Linked DNA regions of Homo sapiens: region 2 is linked to region 1. The links are chromatin loops, found by intact Hi-C in ENCODE. Cell type or tissue: gastrocnemius medialis. All regions are shown on one strand. Each heading gives the region's core, and the rest is flanking DNA. Links, peaks and the distances in the headings are about the cores only. Region 1 overlaps GTF2I (general transcription factor IIi). Region 2 has its middle 23 kb from the start of MIR10525.

Region 1 (9,893 bases), core at 545-8,544:
CACTCCAGCCTGGGTGACAGAGCGAGACTCTGTCTCAAAAAATATATATATATGAGTAGGTTACAGACCGATTATCTAGGTGAACACATTACTTATGTCACAAAACACTGCTTCCAGGTACTGTCAGGCAAACTATCTCCTTTAACAATGAAAGACAGCCCTGAATTTAGACAATAGTTTAAATTAGTAAAACCTTGACTCGCCACCTAAAAGACTGAAGACTCAGTCTCAACGAAGGTGAAATGGATTTAAACTGATGAGAAACACCAGGCCCATTATTTTATTTTCTTCTGCACAAATTTCTACAGGCTACTATTTTTACTTGTAATAAGCAATGAAGATCTACACTGCACCTTTACTTAAGGAAGGCGAGATAAACTCAAGACTGCAAAAATCAGTATCTTTCTTAACTCAATGTTTTGCATTCAGACAATAATCACTAAACCCCTAGATGCTTAGATGAATAAAAACTGAGAAAAACCTTCAAAATTAGCTAAAATAATTGCCACTAGGATATTGTCCCTGGAAGACAGTATTTAAGACAGGTAATGGTATTCAATTCTGTAATTATTCAACAGGCTTGAGTTAAAAAAAAAAAAAAAAAAAAGCCGGGCTCAGTAGCTCACACCTGTAATCCCAGCGCTCTGGGAGGCCGAGACAGGAGGATGGCTTGAGCCCAGGAGGTGAAGGCTGCAGTGAGCCATGATGGCACCACTGCACTCCAGCCTGGGTGACAGAGTAAGCCCGTGTCCATTAAAGAGAGAGAGAGAGAGACAGACAGAAATAATACTTTTACCAGAGAAATTTTCCGTCCAAACCTAAGTTTTTGTCCCCCTATTCCAAAAAATGGACTACAGCGGTGAGTCTGCAGTACTGGTGGATGCACTTCTGCCTTGGCCAGTATTTCAGGGAAGTTCTCTCTTTCTTGGTTTTCTGGTGTCTTCCAGCTTTCCAGCTGTCTTCATTCTTTGAGATCTAGTCTCCAGTTATCTTTTGTATAAGAGGAAAAACTGTAAAACCCAAATTTACTTTTTTTTTTTTTTTGAGACAGAATCTCACTCTGTCGCCCAGGCTGGAGTGCAGTGGCGTGATCTTGGCTCACTGCAACCTCCGCCTCCTGGGTTCAAGCAATTCTCCTGCCTCAGCCTCCCGAGTAGCTAGGATTACAGGTGTATGTCACCACGCCCGGCTAATTTTCTTTTTTTTAGTAGAGATGGGGTTTCAGCATGTTGGCCAGGCTGGTCTTGGAACTCCTGACCTCAGGTGATCTGCCCGCCTCAGCCTCCCAAAGTGCCACACCTGGCCAACCAATTCATTTTATTAACAGCCACTAAAGCCAAGTTTCAACAAAATTAAATGACTAATGGCATCATCATATTCTTGAATGTATACACTAACAGAAACATCCTCAGTCAGAAGAATAAAATGAATTCATGTATCGCTTAATGCCAAGGGAAAAATTAGTGACATCTCAAACTTTTACAAAGTAATTTCTTCAAAACAATGAGTGGTAAGAAAAAGTTAAAATTCATCAAGTAAAATGTTAGATATTTTGTCCTAAAATAGTGCTTAAAATAAATCCAAAAGATCTAATACTAGTAGTTCAATCAGCTGACTTTAGTCTAAACCAGGATTCAGCTGCATTAAAACTAGTTTAGATTATCATGTAATACTACATTTTGGCAATCTTTTAGGCCGCCTAAATCTTTTCATCTCTGAAACTGTTGGGGTTTTTTCGGTTTTTTGTTTTGTTTTTGTTTTGTTTTGGAGACAGAGTCTCACTCTGTCGCCCAGGCTGGAGTGCAGGGGCGTAATCTCGGCTCACTGCAACCTCCACCTCTTGGGTTCAAGCAATTCTCCTGGCTGGATCTCCGGAGTAGCTGGGATTACAGGCACCTGACACCACACCCAGCTAGCTTTTTTTGTATTTTTAGTAGAGACAGGGTTTCCCCATGTTGGCCAGGCTGGTCTTGAACTCCTGACCTCAAGTGATTTGCCCGCCTCAGCCTCCTAAAGTGCTGGGATTACAGGCATGAGCCATCATGCCCAGCCAAATTGTTGGTATTTAATATTTCCATGTTCTCCCTATAATTATTAAGTACTAAAAGCCAAAACTAAAATCTGTTTTTCAGAAGGAAATTTATTCATCCCTAAAATGTCAGTATACATTTAATATAATCAGTTCAGATTGTAAACACAGACTTTGTAAATATCTTAATGTTTTCTATTTAATTTTTTTTTCTAGACATGTGGTTCACACTAAATGTCTTAATTTTTTCAAGATACTACCATTTGTTTTAATTATGTCCACTGAGTAGCTTCTATAGAAAATGTGCTTTGCTAGGGTTTTGGTTTGTTTGTTTGTTTGTTTTTCAGATAAGGGTCTCACTATGTTGCCCAAGATGGCTGCAAACTCCTGGGCTCAAAGGATCCTCCTACCTCAGTCTCCCAATTAGCTGGGACTACAGGCATCTGCCACCACGTCTGGCTATAGGAGCTGTGTTTTTAATTTTTGTTTTAATGAGAACATGTTTAAGGTAGTTTGCTGACCCTATCAGTTTGTCTTTCGAATGACAGCAAAGAAATTAACTTCATATCTTGATAAGTTTATTATAAATGGTCGACATCTGCTTGACACAATTTACAAAATGGATCTTTTTATAACCTAAGAACAGCTGATAACTTAAAAGACAATGTAAATTGCCCAAGATCACAGAATTGCTAAGAATAGAATCCAGATCTATCCAACTGACTAGATGTCCTCAATTCCCCATTCTCTGTCTTTTTATTTGGTTTGTTTGTTTGTTTGTTTGTTTTAGATGGAGTCTTGCTCTGTCACCCAGGCTGCAGTGCAGTGGCATGATCTTGGCTCACTGCAACCTCTGCCTCCCGGGTTCAAGCGATTCTCCTGCCTCAGCCTCCTGCGTAGCTGGGACTATAGGCGCCCATCACCATGCCCAGCTAATTTTTGTATTTTTAGTAGAGACGGGGTTTTGCCATGTTTGCTAGGCTGGTCTCCAACTCCTGACCTCTAGTGATCTGCCCACCTCGGCCTCCCAAGTGCTGGGATTACAGGTGTGAGCCACTGCGCCCAGCCCCCCATTCTCTTTCAAACCACACTATACACTGTAAAATTTAATCCGATTTTAAATATTTTTCAAATTCCATTATCTACAAATTTAAACTTTAGAAAAACATTAAGTTTTCAAGGGCTTAGACAACAACTATAATGGTATTTAAGTCTATGAACTGACCTTCTGCCCCCCCCAAAAAAAACAGCCTCTCAAAGAAATAGGATTCCTCAATACTAAAAGGAGATATTTTCATTTTGCCAAAGTATTGTACCACAAAATACTAGTTCATAGCTACTTTTCTTCTTTTAAAAATATTCATTCTTTTAAAAAAAAGGAGAACATGGCACATCCCATCGTAACCAAGTCATCAAAGTTAACACTAGTCTCCAGACAGACAAACACCACGTCCCACCCAACAAAATGCAAGGAAAACATGGATATTCCTGCTCAAAATGCTTAACCTCAATATAAGCATGAGGAAGCACTGGACAAACCTGAGTTAAGAGACAGTCTATAAAAATGCCTCTAGTCTTCAAAAAGGTCAAGGGCATGAATGAAACTCAAAACACTGAAAAACTGTTCTAAAATAAAGTATATTAGGCCGGGATGGATGGCTCACACCTGTAATCCCAGCACTTTGGGAGGCCGAGGTGGGTGGATCACCTGAGGTCAGGAGTTCGACACCAGCCTGGCCAACATGGCAAAACCCCATCTCTACTAAAAATACAAAAATTGGCTGGGTGTGGTGGCAGGTGCCTGTAATCCCAGCTACTTGGGAGACTGAGGCAGGAGAATCGCTTGAACCAGGAGGAAGAAGTTGCAGTGAGCTGAGATGGTGCCACTGCACTCCAGCCTGGGTGAAAGAGTGAAACTCCGTCTCAAAAAAATATATATATATATTAGAGGGCTGGGCATAGTGGCTCATGCCCATCATCCCAGCACTTTGGGAGGCCGAGGTGGGCGGATCACCTGAGGTTGGGAGTTCAAGACCAGCCTGACCAACATGGAGAAACCCCGTCTCCACTAAAAAAAAAAAAAATGCAAAATTAGTTGAGCGTGGTGGCTCATGCCTGTAATCCCAGCTACCCGGGAGGCTGAGGCAGGAGAATTGCTTGAAACCGGGAGGCAGAGGTTACAGTGAGCTGAGATTGCACGACTGCACTCCAGTCTGAGCAACAAGAGTGAAACTCCATCTCAAAAAAGTATATTAGAGAGGCAAGGAAACTGGGTGGAAATGTGATCCTGGATTACAGTCTTGCAATAAAGGACATCCATCACCAAAACGATGGGCAGAACTTGAATGCAAGTCTCTACGTGAAAGATATGTGAGCAAGTTTTGTTTATTTGCTGTTCTTGCAACTATTTTCTAAGTTTAAAAGTGACTCAGACTGGGCGCCGTGGCTCACCTCTGAAATCCCAACACTTTGGGATGCTGACGTGGGAGGGCTGCTTAAGACCAAGAGTTCGACACCAGCTTGGCAATAGAGTGAGATCCCTTCTCTACCAAAAATTTAAAAAGTATCCAGGTGTGGTACACGCCTGTTGTCCCAGCTACTCAGGAGCCTGAGGCAAGAGGATCACTTGAGCCTAGGAGTTCGACGCTGCAGTGACCTATGACCACACCACTGCACTCCAGCTTGGGAGACAGAACAAGACCCTGTTAAAAAAAAAAAAAAAAAAAAGTCATAGATCACTAGCTGGTTTATATTAGTTGTACATTTTACCTGCTTTTTAAATTTTGTAGCTATTTTTCTTCTTTTAAAAATAGTTTTATGCCAGGCGCGGTGGCTCACGCTTGTAATCCCAGCACTTTGGGAGGCCGAGGTGGGCAGATCACGAGGTCAAGAGATCTAGACCATCCTGGCCAACTCGGTGAAACCCTGTCTCTACTAAAACTACAAAAATTAGCTGGGTGTGGTGGTGGGTGCCTGTAATCCCAGCTACTCGGGAGGCTGAGGCGGGAGAATCGCTTGAACCTGGGAGGTGGAGGTTGCAGTGAGCTGAGATCACACCACTGCACTTTAGATTGGCGACAGAGCAAGACTGGTCTCAAAAAAAAAAAAAAAAAAAAGAGGCCGGGCGTGGTGGCTCATCCCTGTAATCTCAACACTTTGGGAGGGCGAGGTGAGGCAATCACCTGAGGTCAGGAGTTCGAGACCAGCCTGACTAACAGAGAAACCTTGTCTCTACTAAAAATACAAAATTAGCCAGGCATGGCTGCGCATGCCTGTAATTCCAGCTACTCGGGAGGCTGAGACAGGAGAATTGCTTGAACCTGAGGGGCAGAGGTTGCAGTGAGCTGAGGTCAGATCACACCATTGCACTCTAGCCTGGGCAACAAGAGAGAAACTCCATCTCAGACAAAACAAAAACAAACAAACAAACAAATCCAAAAACCACATAGCAGTTAAGAGCAGGAGTTGTCTGGCTGCCTAGTTTTATATTAACACTGTCCCTTACTATATTTTTCAGATTAGTTAACCTCATTTTTCTCAACTTTAAAATGGGATCATAATAGTGCCTACCTCACATCTCAGGATTGCTATGAGGATTAAAGATGTTAATGCAGGTAGCACTTAAAACAGTAAACTCAGCTCGGGGCAGTGGCTCAGGCCTGTAATCCCAGCACTTTGGGAGGCCAAGGCGGGCAGATCATGAGGTCAGGAAATGGAGACCATCCTGGCTAACACGGTGATACCCCATCTTTACTAAAAATACAAAAAATTAGCCGGGCGTGGTGGCACGCGCCTGTAGTCCCAGCTACTAGGGAGGCTGAGGCAGGAGAATCGCTTGAACCCAGGAGGCAGAGGTTGCAGTGAGCCGAGATCGTGCCACTGCACTCCAGCCTGGGCAGCAGAATGAGACTCTGTCTCAAAAGAAAAAAAACAAAACAGTAAACTCATAAACTCTCAAAAAATGTCATTGTTGTCGATATTGTCTTCAGTATTCTAGTCCAATCTCCAGCTCTGACATATCCTCCAACAGAGAGCTTCCTGTTTACTGTACATAGTATCTTAGAAAAGATAAGTTCTCCAGAGACTACACTAGACCTGGAATAGGCAGGACTTCTGTATGCCTTGCTTATAATGAACAATACTTCAATTCTAAGAGTTTATCTCCATAGGCTTACTAGGTATTTTCCCAAGGAAAATAAATTAGGTCAGCAATTCACAGGCTCTGTGTTTTTTTTTGTTTGTTTGTTTGTTTTTCTTGAGACAGAGTCTCACTCTGTTGCCCAGGCCGGAGTACAGTGGCACGATCCTGGCTCACTGGAAACTCTGCTTTCCGGGTCCAAGTGATTCTGCTGCCTCAGCTCCCGAGTAGCTGGGATTACAGGGGTGCACCATCACTCCTGGCTAATTTTTGTAATTTTAGTAGAGACGGGGTTTCACCATGTTGCCCAGGCTGGTCTCAAACTCCTGAGCCCAGGCAATATCTGCACGCCTCAGCCTCCCGAAGTGCTGGGATTACTGGCGAGAGCCATCGTGCCCGGCCAGAGGTTCTGTTTTACAAATATTTAATAACAGGATATAAACTATCACGATTTATATTAATGTATATTAACATATACACTTCAGCAGATAAGAAATAGAGCCAAAGAACTCATTTTAGTTCATTTGACTTTAATTTTTAACTCATATATATATGAATATATATAACTCATACATATATATGAATGGCAAGTACTTCCAAATAAAATAAGAAATCCCTAGGCCAAATCTTTGATCAGGATTGATTTTTAAATCAAGGGTTTGAATTTTTTTTTTTGAGACAGGGTCTTGCTCTGTCACCCAGGCTGGAATGCAGTGGCAGGGACATGGCTCATTGTAGCCTCAACCTCCTGGGCTCAAGCAATCCTCCCACCTCATCCTTCTTAGTAGCTGAGACTACAGGAATGCACCACCACACCCGGCTAATTTTTTTGATTTTTTGGTAGAGACAGGGTCTCACTATGTTGCCCAGGCTGGTGTCAAACTCCCGTGCTCAAGCAGTCCTCCCACCGTGGCCTTTCAAAGTACTCAGATTACAGGCGTGAGACACCATGGCCAGCCGGCTGTGAAATTTTTCTAGGGGCGTATGCTGACATTTTAAGATACAAAATTGTTAATTTCTATCTGCTGAAATAAAGCTGGCACTTACATCAATAAATAACAAATATCCCTCAAGAAAAAATAAAATAAATTTGAAGGGTTAAGATTTGAAACGATTTACAACTGTGTTGTATTCGTACTTAAAGCTTTATAGTATGGTGACCCCATTAAAGAAAAAAAAAAAACAAGACACTTCAGACAGCTAATAGCTAAATTTAACTTTTTTAAAAAGCCAGGTGAAGGAAAGAATGACAAAATAATAAAGAAAAGATCTAGCCAGGTGCAGTGGCTCATGCCTATAATCCCAGCACTTTGGGAGGCCAGGGTGGGCAAATCACCTGAGGTCAGGAGTTCAAGACCAGCCTGGACATCATGGTGAAATTCTGTCTCTACCAAAAATACAAAAATTAGCCGGGTGTGGTGGTGCACGCCTGTAATCTCAGCTACTCGGGAGGCTGAGGCAAGAGAATCACTTGAACCTAGGAGGCTGAGGTTGCAGTGAGCTGAGATCACGCCACTGCACTCCACCCTGGGCAACAGAGTGAGACTCTGTCTCAAAAAAAAAAAAAAAAAAAAAAAAAGGATCTGCCCAATCAGTGGATCACAAGTTCAGCTCTGAGTTCTGAGTTTCACAGTAGCCAAAACAACATCCTTAAAAAACAAACAAGGAAAAATCTTACCAGCTATTCGGAAAGACCTATTTTCCTTGCACCACAGTTTAAGACACCATTTTTGCATATGTATTAATTATACTTTTAAATTGATAGTCCAGATTTTTAAACAGCAGCAGCTTACTCTGCCAATACACAAAGAATGTGTCCCTTTGACATGACTCCAAATTTAAAACTCAGTTGGATTTTGGAAAAACCATTTGGAAGAGAAAATGAAAATCAAGTAGCTATTATCTAAAGGTCCATCTTTACTTTGTTCTTGAGGTGTTTTTTTTTTTTGTTTTTTTTTTGTTTTTTTTTGAGAAAGAGTCTGACTCTGTCGTTCAGGCTAGAATGCAGTGGCGTAGTCTCAGCTCACTGCAACCTCCGTCTCCCAGGTTCAAGCAATTCTCCTGCCTCGAGTACCTGGGACTACAGGTAGATGCCACCACACCTGGCTAATTTTTTGTATTTTTAGTAGAGACGGGGTTTTACCATGTTGGCCAGGATGGTCTCAAACTCCTGACCTCAGATGATCCACCCACCTCGGCCTCCCAAAGTGCTGGGATTACAGGCGTGAGCCACCCACACCCGACAATCTTTACTTTTTTAAAAGCACTGTTCACAGAAGGCAGGCAACAGAGCAAAGCTATTAGGAAGGTGAGCTTTGCAATCAGGCAAAAGTTCTGAATTCAAGTCCTGTCTCAAATCTTACAGGTGACCCTGGGATTCTTTAATCCCAAATTTACTAGTCTGGAAAATGACAACAGTCTGCATACTTACCTTACAAAGTTGTTATCAGAATGCATGTCAATTCTTAATAAAGTGCATCACAAAAGCATTCAGTGAATGAGCAAGCATTTATAATTTAAACTTCACTAAAATAGTTATTTTAAAAATATATGTACATATATCTATTAATTTACATAAAAACTCACCAAATCCAAGCCTGGTAAATTGAAAATAGCTTATTTCCCAACAAACTGCATTAATTATCACGGCTAAATAAAATAACCTATTTTCTGAGAGAGCAGGAAAATTAATGAGACAAGTGTCAAAATAAATAACTGCTTTGAAATGAAGTATGTGTACCTTTTAAGGCATTTGTGCATGAACACCTGCTTATGTCAAATTTACTCCTCAAAGATCGTTTTAAAATTTAACTTTAAAAAGTCACCTTGGCCGGACACGGTGGCTCACACCTGTAATCCCCGCACTTTGGGAGGTCGAAGTGAGTGGATCACAAAGTCAGGAATTTGAGACCAGCCTGGCCAATATGGTGAAACCCCGTCTCTACTAATAATACAAAAATTGCTGGGCATGGTGGCGTGCACCTGTAGTCCCAGCTACTCAGGAAGCTGAGGCACGAGAAGAGCTTGAACAGGAGGCGGAGGTTTCAGTGAGCCGAGATCGTGCCACTGCACTCCAGCCTGGGCAACAGAGGGAGACACTGTCTCAAAAAAAAAAAAAGTCACCTTCCAGCTGGGAGCGATGGTTCACGCCTGTAATCCCAACAGTTTGGGAGGCCTAGGCGGGCGGATCACTTCAGGTCAGGAGTTTGAGACCAGCCTGGCCAACATGATGAAACCTCGTTCTCTACCAAAAAACACAAAGATTAGCCAGACATTGTGGTGCACGCCTGTAATCCCAGCTACTCAGGAGGCTGAGGCACCAGAATCGCTTGAACCCAGGAAGTGGAGGTTGTACTGAGCTGAGATTGTGCCATTGCACTCCAGCCTGGGAGACAGAGCGAGACTGTCTCAAAAAAAAAAAAAAAAAAAAAAAACTAAACTAGTCTGGATATACAAACTAAACTAAAAGATTCTTTATCCTGAAGCTCTCAACAATGTCATTTGCCCATGCCAGTATTTTCCAAGAAACATGCTGTGTTCTGAGGCCTCATAGGATGAGCCCATCAGTATGTTGAATAAATGAATAGTTACTGTTCCCGACATGATAAAAGATCCCTTCTTTTGGGCCGGGCGTGGTGGCTTACACCTGAATCCCAGCACTTTGGGAGACTGAGGTGGGAGGATCACTTGAGCCCAGGAGTTTGAGACCAGCCTGGGCAACACAGC
Region 2 (9,893 bases), core at 1,053-9,052, 56 kb after region 1:
GAACCACCGCGCCTGGTGGAGAATTCTTTTTCTCAAGGCTCAGCTAAGGATAGGCTCTTCCTTGAAAATGTCCTTCAACTCATCCTGGCAGGGTGGGCTGTGTTCTCCTCTTTGTTTCTGCAGGATTTAGTGCCTGCTGCTAGGGTCGTATTTATTATTACCGTATTTACTGATGTAGCACCGTATCAGTTTTTTGGTAATAATTGCGTGTGTGTGTTTTATTATTATTATTGTTATTTTGAGACAGAGTCTCACTCTGCCGCCCAGGCTGGAGCACAGTGGCACAACCTCAGTTCACTGCAACCTCTGCCTCACAGGTTCAAGTGATCCTCTGGCTTCAGCCTCCCGAGTAGCTGGGATTACAGGCATGCGCCACCATGCCTGGCCATCCTTTTTAAAGAAGTTTACTATTAGCCAGGCATGGTGGTGCGCGCCTAAAATCCCAGCTACCCAGGAGCCTGAAGCACGAGAATCGCTTGAACCAGGGAAGCCGACGTTGCAGTGAGCTGAGATTGTGCCACTGTGCTCTAGCCTGGGCAACAGAGTGAGACCTTGTCTGAACACACACAAAAAAGTAGTTTATTGTCTTGCAGGTCTGGAGGCCAGAGCCCAAAAGTGAACATGTCAGCAGGGTTGATTCCCTGTGCAGGCTGTGTTAAGTGGGTGATGATGACAAGGATGATGGTGAGAATCTGTCCCATGCCTCTGTCCTAGGGTCTGGTGGTTTCCTGGCAACCTTTGGCATTCGTCAGCTGGTAGATGCATTGCTCCAAACATGCGCCTTCACATGGTGTTCTTGCTGAGTCTCCCCACCTAGTCTTCCTTTTGCCTCTGTGTCCAAATTTTCTCCTGTTTTGCTTTCTTTCTGAGAGAGGATCTTGCTCTGTTGCCCAGGCTGGAGTGCAGTGGCGTGATCATAGCTCACTTCAGCCTCCAACTTGTGGGCTCAAGAGATCCTCCTGTCTCAGCCTCCTGAGTAGGTGGAAACACAGGGATGTGCCACTGCGGCTGGCTAATTAAAAAAAATTTTTTTTTTTTGTAGAGATGGAGTCTTGCTGTGTTGCCCAGGCTAGGCTTGAACTCCCGGCCTCAAGCAGCCCTCCTCCCTCAGCCTCCTAAAGTGCTGGGATCACAGGCATGAGCCACTGTGCCTAGCCTGTAGATGCCCTTTATCAGGTTGGAAAATGATAACTTACGCTTAATAGTAATTTTTCTCCTCTCCTCTCCTCTTCTCTCCTTCCCTCTCCTTTCCTCCCCTCTCCTCCCCTCCCCTCCGCCCCCACTTCTTTTTTCTTTTTTCTTTTTTTGAGACAAGGTCTTGCTCTGTCACCCAGGCTGGAGTGCAGTGGTGTGATCTTGGCTCACTGCAACCTCCACCTCCCAGGCTGAAGAGATTCTCTTGCCTTGGTCTCTGAATAGCTGGGACTAGAGGCACGTGCCACCACGCCCAGCTAATTTTTGTATTTCTTTTTTTTTTTTTTTAATTTTTGTATTTTTTGTAGAGATGGGGTTTCACCATGTTGCCCAGGCTGGTCTCGAAATTCCTGAACTTGGGTGATCCGCCCGCCTCGGCTTCCCAAAGTGCTGGGGTTACAAGTGTGAGCCAATATGCCTGGCCGATAATTTTCATATAAGGTCATTTGCACAGTGTTTGGCACAGAATAAGCCATGAGGAATATTCGTTGTCATCATCATCATTGTCATCAACATCCACTTAACCATCTTCTACTGTGGAACATTTAGATATTGCCTCTATTTGATTATTATAAATAGCCCAGTGATGAACATCTGTGCTGATCAATGTGTCCTTTTAAAACCAAACAGGGGCCGGGCACGGTGGCTCACACCTGTAATCCCAGCACTTTGGGAGGCCCAGGCAGGTGGATCACCTGAGGTCAGGAGTTCCAGACCAGGCTGGCCAACACGGCAAAACCCCATCTCTACTAAAAATACAAAAATTAGTCAGGCGTGATGGTGCATGCCTGTAATCCCAGCTACTCGGGAGGCTGAGGCAGGAGAATCACTTGAACGTGGGAGATGGAAGTTACAGTGAGCTGAAACTGCACCACTGTGCTCCAGCCTGGGCGACAGAGCGAGGCTCTATTTAAAAAAACAAAAAACGCTGGGTGCGGTGGCTCATGCCTGTAATCCCAACACTTTGGGAGGCCGAGGTGGGCGGATCACCTGAGGTCGAGAGTTCAAGAACAGCCTGACCAACATGGAGAAACCCCACCTCTACTAAAAATACAAAATTAGCTGGGCTTGGTGGCACATGCCTGTAATCCCAGCTAGTCAGGAGGCTGAGGCAGGAGAATCGCTTGAACCCGGGAGGCAGAGGTTGTGGTGAGCTGAGATTGCACCATTGCACACTCCAGCCTGGGCAACGAGAGCGAAACTTCGTCTCAAAAAAAAAAATTATGCTTTGAAAGACACCATCAAGAAAGTGAGAAGAAAATCTCAGAACAGGGAACCATTTTTACAAATCATATATCTGATCCAGGACTGTATCTAGATATGTAAAGAACTATAACTCAATAATAAAAAGACAAGGATTGCCGGGCGCAGTGGCTCTCGCCTACCATCCCAGCATTTTGGGAGGCTGAGGCGCGCAGATCACGAGGTCAGGAGTTTGAGACTAGCCTGACCAACATGGTGAAACCCCGTCTCTACTAAAAATACAAAAATTAGCCAGGCGCAGTGGCAGGAGCCTGTAATCCAGCTACTCGAGAGGGACAGGGAAGGATCCTAATGCTAAAAGAAAAAAAAAAAAAGAAAGAATGAGGGGACTGCATGGAGAGCTTTTTTTTTTTTTTTTTTTGAGACGGAGTCACGCTCTGTTGCCCAGGCTGGAATGCAGTGGCATAATCTCGGCTCACTGCAACCTCTGCCTCCCAGATTCAAATGATTCTTGTGCCTCAGCCTACCAAGTAGCTGGGACTACAGGCAGCTGTCACCATGCCTGGCTAATTTTTTTTTTTTTTGAGACTGAGTCTTGCTCTATTGCCCAGGCTATAGCACAGTAGTGTGACCTTGGCTCACTGTAACCTCCGCCTTCTGGGTTCAAGCAATTCTCATGCCTCAGCCTCCCGAGTAGCTGGGATTACAGGCGCCCTCCACCACGTCTGGCTAATTTTTGTATTTTTAGTAGAGATGGGGTTTCACCATGTTGGCCAGGCTAGTCTCGAACTCCTGACCTCAGGTGATCCGCTGGCCTTGGCCTGCCAAAGTGCTGGGATTACAGGCATGAGCCACTGCGCCCGGCCCATGCCTGGCTAATTTTTTTGGGGGGATGGAGTTTCTCTCTTATCGCCCAGGCTGGAGTGCAATGGCGCGATCTCGGCTCACTACAACCTCTGGCTCCCGGGTTCAAGCGACTCTCCAGCCTCAGCCTTCCAAGTAGCTGGGATTATAGGCGCCCACCATCACGCCTGGCCAATTTTTTTTTTTTTTTTTTTTTTCAGTAGAGACGAGGTTTTACCACGTCGACCAGGCTGGTCTCAAACTCCTGACTTCAGGTGATCTACCCACCTCGGCCTCCCAAAGTGCTGGATTACATGCATGACCCACCTCGCCCAGCTGCCTGGCTAATTTTTATATTTTTAGTAGAGACGGGGTTTGCCCATGTTGGCCAGGCTGGTCTCAAACTCCTGACCTCAGGTGATCCATCCGCCTCAACGACCCAAAGTGCTGGGATTATAGTCGTAAGCCACCGCGCCCAGCCTCCATGGAGAGCTTTTTTTTGTCGACGATGTTAGGGCCACTGCAGCCAGTATCACCTGTAGGCAGCCCCTGCAGATCCCTGAGTGGCTGCTGGCACAGGGGAGAGAACAGGTGCGGGGCTCAGCAGGGACTAACTCTCTGTCTAAAGGAGAAGGCAGAAATTCTGCCCCCTTGGATCTTGGAGATCTGTTTATGGGTCTGTATCTGCCTGCTAGCCAGCTGCTCGGGGGCCCAGGAGTCTCACTCCTCTCCCAGGGCCTGACCTTTGCAGACAGAGGGGGTGCTGGGAACTAGTGCGATGAATGACAGCACCCAGGACACCGGGGCCTGTGAATCTTCAGCGAGGAGGTGCCCTGGAGCTCAGGGAATCCCAACCACTGCCCGGGGATGACCTACAGGGAGGTGGGAAGTTGGTGGCTGAACCAGTATTAGCACCTAAGTGTCTCACACAGCCTGGCCCTCTCTCCTGGGGCATCTGTGTCTGGGCCTGCAGGAGGAAGCCCCTCAATTGCTCAGGCACACGGAGTGATTTCTTTCTTTAGGGGGCAATTTGTTCTTTTGTTCCCTCTCCTTCTCCCTCTCTTTCCTTTCTGAGAAATCTGATTAGAACTTTGAAAGCTGAGCCGTTTTAGGATCAGGTTGCCACATTTAGCAAATAAAAATAGGGGATGCTGTGTTGAATTTGAATTTCAGATAAACAACAAATAATTCTTGAGTGCAATCATGTTCCTTGCAATATATGGACATAACTTACACTAAAACAATTATTTGTTGTTCATCTGAAATTCACATTTGACTAGGCTTCTTGTATTTTATTTGGCAACCCTACTTTCGGAGCCACGATTCTGTTAACAATTGCTTTTTTTTTTTTTTTTTCAGAGCTGGAGTCTCACTCTGTCTCCCAGGCTGGAGTGCAGTGGCATGATCTTGGCTCACTGCTACCTCCGCCTCCCAGGTTCAAGTTATTCTCCCGCCTCAGCCTCCCAAGTAGTTGGGACCACAGGTGTGTGCCACCATGCCCAGCTAATTTTTGTATTTTGAGATGAAATTTCACCATGTTGGCATTTAATCAATTCTTTTTTTTTTTTTTTTTTTTTTTTTTTATGAGATGGAGTCTTGCCCTGTTGCCCAGGCTGGAGTGCAATGGCATGATCTCGGCTCACTGCAACCTCTGCCTCCTGGGTTCAAGCGATTCTCCTGCCTCAGCCTCCCGAGTAGCTGGGATTGCAGGCACCCACCACCAGGCCCAGCTAATTTTTGTATTTTTAGTAGAGACAAGGTTTCACCATGTTGGTCAGGCTGGTCTAGAACTCCTGACCTCGTGATCTGCCCGTCTCGGCCTCCCAAAGTGCCGGGATTACAGGCGTGAGCCACCGCACCCAGCGCGATTTTACCATGTTGGACAGGCTGGTCTCAAACTCCTGACCTCAAATGATCTGCCACCCACCTTAACCTCCCAAAGTGCTGGGATTACAGGTGTGAGCCACTGCGCCCGACCCGTGTTAGCAATTTCACTTGGTCCCTGTGCAGAAGCTGCAAAGAGAAGACTTTTACTGGGTCAGAAAGGAGGAGGGGGCACAGGAGTCAGTCCAGGTTTCAGGAATTTGGCCCCAAAAGGCAGGAGAACCTCTTGAGGACAGGAGTTTGAAACCAGCCTGGGAAGCATAGTGAGACCCCATTTCTACAAAAATAAAAATTAGCCGGGCATGGTAGCGTGTGCCTGTGGTCCCAGCTACTCAGGAGGCTGAGGCAGGAGAATCATGGATCACTTGAACCTGGGAGGTCGAGGCTGCAGTGAGCTGTGATTACGCCACTGCGCCTCCACCTGGGTGTTAGAGCAAGGCCCTGTCTCTAAAAACAGAAAAAAAAAAAAAAAAAAAAGCAGAGAGAGAAAAGAAAGAAACCCTTCTCTCTGCTGGCTCCCCCAGAACCTAGCTGGGTCCTGCAAAACTAACCCCACTGCCATTTCCCTCTGCCATCTCTCCTTTGAACAATCCCCACGGATCTCTGCTTGGTCCCAGCCTGTCTGAGTTTCCAAGAACAGAAGGAACGATGGCACCTGCTGCAAGATGTTGAGAGATAAATGAGGAAGCCGCTCAGACAGCCAGAAAGACAGGAAACCCTTGGCTGCCTCGAGAGAGGAAATAGGAGCAGGGAGGCAGGGGTGTGGGAGGGGGTTTGGGCCAGCAGCACTGTGATCCCCACCCCCGTCCCCACCACGTGGCTTCACAGGGCAGGCGCCATGAAGGCTCTGAGCAGCAAAGAGCTGCTGACCAAGAAGACATGGATCATGTGCAAGCATGGCCACATGGTTTTGTTTGTTACTGGGCACACGCCTGGCTCCTGTGTGCCCCAGCCCAGCTCAGCTGCATGTAAGATGGGATCCAGCCACCATCTCAGAGCCCCAGAGCAGGGCAGGTAACTGGGTCTGCTCATGAGAGCCAGGGCACACCTCTGGGGAGCCTGGGGCCAGCGCCACATGCCACAGCTGTCACTCTGCTCCTCTGCCAGGCTGCACTTGCCCCTCTGGGTCTCATGTCCCCAGGCAGGGCCCTGCCGGTCTCCTGGATGCCTGCTGCATTAGGCTAATGGAACTGGAGCCTGACCCTTTGCACCAAGGAATTTGGAGCAACTCTGAATCTGGTGGCCTGGGCTCAAACTGGAAAACTCCACCGAACCTTCCATGTCCTCAGTCTCCCTAGGCCTGCACCTACCACACTCTGCCACCACGCCCGGCTAATTTTGTATTTTTAGTAGAGACTGAGTTTCGCCGTTGGGAGGCTCAGGCAGGAGAATCGCTTGAACTTGGGAGGCAAAGGTTGCAGTGAGCGGAGATCACACCACTGCACTCCAGCCCGGGTGACAGAGCGAGATTCTACCTCAAAATAAATAATTAATTAATTAATTAAAAAATAGAAACCTCATAATCTCTCCATTGTCTCTAATCTTATCCCTTGATATTGACTATCAATGTTAATGGCAAGATATGTATCCTTCAGCATCTTTATGCTCATGTAAGTGATCACACATACACACGTAATTTTTCTACCTTTTCTCTTTATTTTTATGAAACAGAGTCTTGCTCTGTGGTTCAGGCTGGAGTACAGTGGCACGATCATAGCTCACAGCACCCTCTACCTGCTGTGCTCAAGTGATCCTCCAGCCTCAGCCTCCGGAGTAGCTGGGACCACAGGCATGCACCACCATGGCTGGCTAATTTTCTAGCTTAATGAAAATGGAGCATATGGTGATCAGTCAGGATTGCATTCAGCTCCTGCAAACCGTGGCTTAAATAAGAAATGAGTTTCACTTTTCTTGGGTGACAGCAGCTCAGGGTTAGATGGTGCAGTCTGCAGCAGCTGCTGAAACACACACTCTCTCTCCTTATGCGCCCTATTTCCAGAGTGTCACTTTGGTCCCCACGGTCATAGATGGCTTCTGCCTTCTAGGCGCTGAGTGCACGGTCGGGGCGAGAGAAGACAAAGGGAAAGAGACATGTATCAGCCAACTCTGATTCAAAGCACAATATGTGCTATGGGAAAACAACAGTTGGCCAGGCATGGTGGCTCACGCCTGTAATCCCAGTGCTTTGGGAGGCTAAGGCAGGAGGATCGCTTGAGGTCAGGAGTTCAAGGCTGCAGTGAGCTATGATCATGCCACCAAACTCCAGCTTGAGTGACAGAATGAGACCTTGTCTAAAAACAAACAAACCAAAAAACGCTCATTGATTTTTGCCTGATTAGAAGTGTAATATGTGCTAATTTTAGAAAAATGTAAAAAAAAAAAAAGGAAAAAGAAAAGTATACAAAGAGAAAAGCATGAGGAAAAAATAAAAACACTCATAATCCCACTACTGAAAGATAATTACTACTTATATTTCTACACTGCCTTCCACTCTTTCTTCTACACTTGCTTTTTTTTTGAGATGAAGTCTTGCTCTCTTGCCCAGGCTGGAGTACAATGGCTCAATCTCAGCTCACTGTAAACTCTACCTCCCAGGGTCAAGCAATTCTCATGCCTCAACCTCTCCATTAGCTGGGATTACAAGCATGTGCCACCAGGCCTGGCTAATTTTTGTATTTTTAAAAAAATTAATTATTTATTTTTTTGAGACAGAGTCTCAAATTTTTTCTTTTTCTTTTCTTTTTTTTTTTTTTTTAATAGAGACGGGTTTCGCCATGTTGGCCAGGCTGGTTTTGAACTTCTGACCTCAAGTGATCCACCTGCCTCAGCCTCCCAAAATGTTGGGATTATAGATGTAAACCACTGCGCCCGGCCCCAAACAGAAACTCTTTACCCATTAAACGCTAACTCTCCATATCCCCTTCTCCTGATCTCTAGTTGCCTTTATTCTATTTTCTGTCTGTGTGAATTTACCTTTTCTAGATATATCACATAAGTGGGATTATACAATTGTTCCTTTTTTTTTTTGAGACGGAGTTTTACTCTTGTCACCCAGGCTGGAGTGTAGTGGCTTGATCTTGGCTCACTGCAACCTCTGCCTCCCGGGTTCAAGTGATTTTCCTGTCTCACCTTCCCAAGTAGCTGGGATTACAGTTGCCTGCCACCATGCCCGGCTAATTTTTTTTTTTTTTTTTTTGTATTTTTAGTAGAGACGGTATTTCACTGTGTTGGCCAGGCTGGTCTCGAACTCCTGACCTCAGGTGATCCACCCGCCTCGGCTTCCCAAAGTGTTGGGATTACAGGCGTGAGCCACTGTGCCCGGCCATTGAATTGTTCTTGATGGCTTATTTCCCTTAGCAATGGGCTTATGGCCTCCTGGGAAGACAACATGGTCACTTTTACTTCCTGGCCCTGACAGCCAACCCAAGTATCTTAGTCCATATGGGTTGTTACAACAAAAATACCATACACTGGGGGGTGACTTATAAACAACAAGCGTTTTCTTCTTACAGTTCTTTTTTTTTTTTTTTGAGACAGAGTCTCGCCTTGTCGCCCAGGCTGGAGTTCAGTGGCTCAGTCTTGGCTCACTGCAATCTCTGCCTCCCAGGTGCAAGCGATTCTCCTGCCTCAGCCTCTCGAGTAGCTGGCACTACAGGTGTGTGCCACCACACCCAGCTAATTTTGTTGTATTTTAGTAGAGACAGGGTTTCACCCTGTTGGCCAGGCTGGTCTTGAACTCCTGACCTCAAGTGATCTGCCCGCCTTGGCCTCCCTAAGTGCTGGGATTACAGACGTGAGCCATTGCGCCTGGCAGGTTTCTGACAGTTCTGGAAGCTGGGAAGTCCAAGGTCAAAGTGCTGGCAGATTTGGTGTCTGGTAAGGGAACCGTTTCTCATAGATGGTCCCTTCTCACATGTCCTCATATGGTGGAATGGGCAAACAAGCTTAAACAGGTCCCTTTTATAAGGGCACTAATCCCATTCATGAAGGCTTCACCCTCATCACCTTATCTCCTCCCAAAGGCCCCACCAGTTTAAGAAAATTTTTATGTTAGAGATGGGGTCGGCCGGATGAGGTGGCTCATGCCTGTAATCCCAGCACTTTGGGAGGTTGAGGCAGGTGGATCATGAGGTCAGGAGTTTGAGACTAGCCTGGCCAACATGGTGAAACCCCGTCTCTACTAAAAACACAAAAATTAGCCAGGCGAGGTGGCAGGCACTTGTAATCCCAGCAACTTGAGAGGCTGAAGCAGGAGAATCGCTTGAACCCGGGAGGGGGAGGTTGCAGTGAGCCAAGATGGCACCACTGTCCTCTAGCCTGGGTGACAGAGCAAGACTCCATATCCAAAAATAAATAAATAAAATAAAATAAAATAAAAATACAAAAATTAGCCAGGCATGGTGGTGCATGCCTGTAGTTCCAGCTACTTGGGAGGCTGAGGCAGGAGAATTGCTTGAACCCAGGAGGCGGGTGCCAAGATCGCACCACTGCACTCCAGCCTGGGTGACAGAGTGAGACTCTGTTCTCAGCATGAAGCCTGAAGGCTATGAAGAAGAAAAGAGCATTCTGGGCCAGGGGTGGTGGCTCACACCTGGAATCCTAGCACTTTGGGAGGCCAAGGCAGGAGGATCCCTTGAGGCCAGGAGTTAGAGACCAGACTGGGGAACATAGTGAGACTCCTGTCTACAAAACATTAAAAAAAATTAGCTGTGGCCAGGCGTGGTGGCTCATGCCTGTAATTCCAGCACTTTGGGAAGCTGAGGCAGGCA

The links. Hi-C counts contacts between places; a loop is a spot of excess contacts. Peaks named below come from ENCODE experiments on the same cell type or tissue, not always from the same donor. Only the 100,000 strongest peaks of a DNase experiment are listed, where the experiment ranks them.
Region 2: it touches region 1 in a loop (2.5-fold over the local background); 10 of 110 quality-filtered maps call a loop at or near these places.

Annotation. Positions count from the first base shown.
Region 1 is chr7:74,668,933-74,678,825 of GRCh38, reverse strand. The region is part of intron 1 of GTF2I (general transcription factor IIi); the gene reads right to left. Among named protein-coding and RNA genes, the nearest start is that of GTF2I, 16 kb to the right of the region's middle. In gastrocnemius medialis, for the core only: no CTCF peak of the experiment used is centred there; a DNase peak (open chromatin) is centred at 4,506; H3K27ac peaks cover 6,076 bases.
Region 2 is chr7:74,613,605-74,623,497 of GRCh38, reverse strand. No RefSeq gene overlaps it. Among named protein-coding and RNA genes, the nearest start is that of MIR10525, 23 kb to the right of the region's middle. RefSeq lists enhancers at 5,525-6,089, 6,090-6,655. In gastrocnemius medialis, for the core only: no CTCF peak of the experiment used is centred there; a DNase peak (open chromatin) is centred at 6,017; H3K4me3 peaks cover 328 bases; H3K27ac peaks cover 972 bases.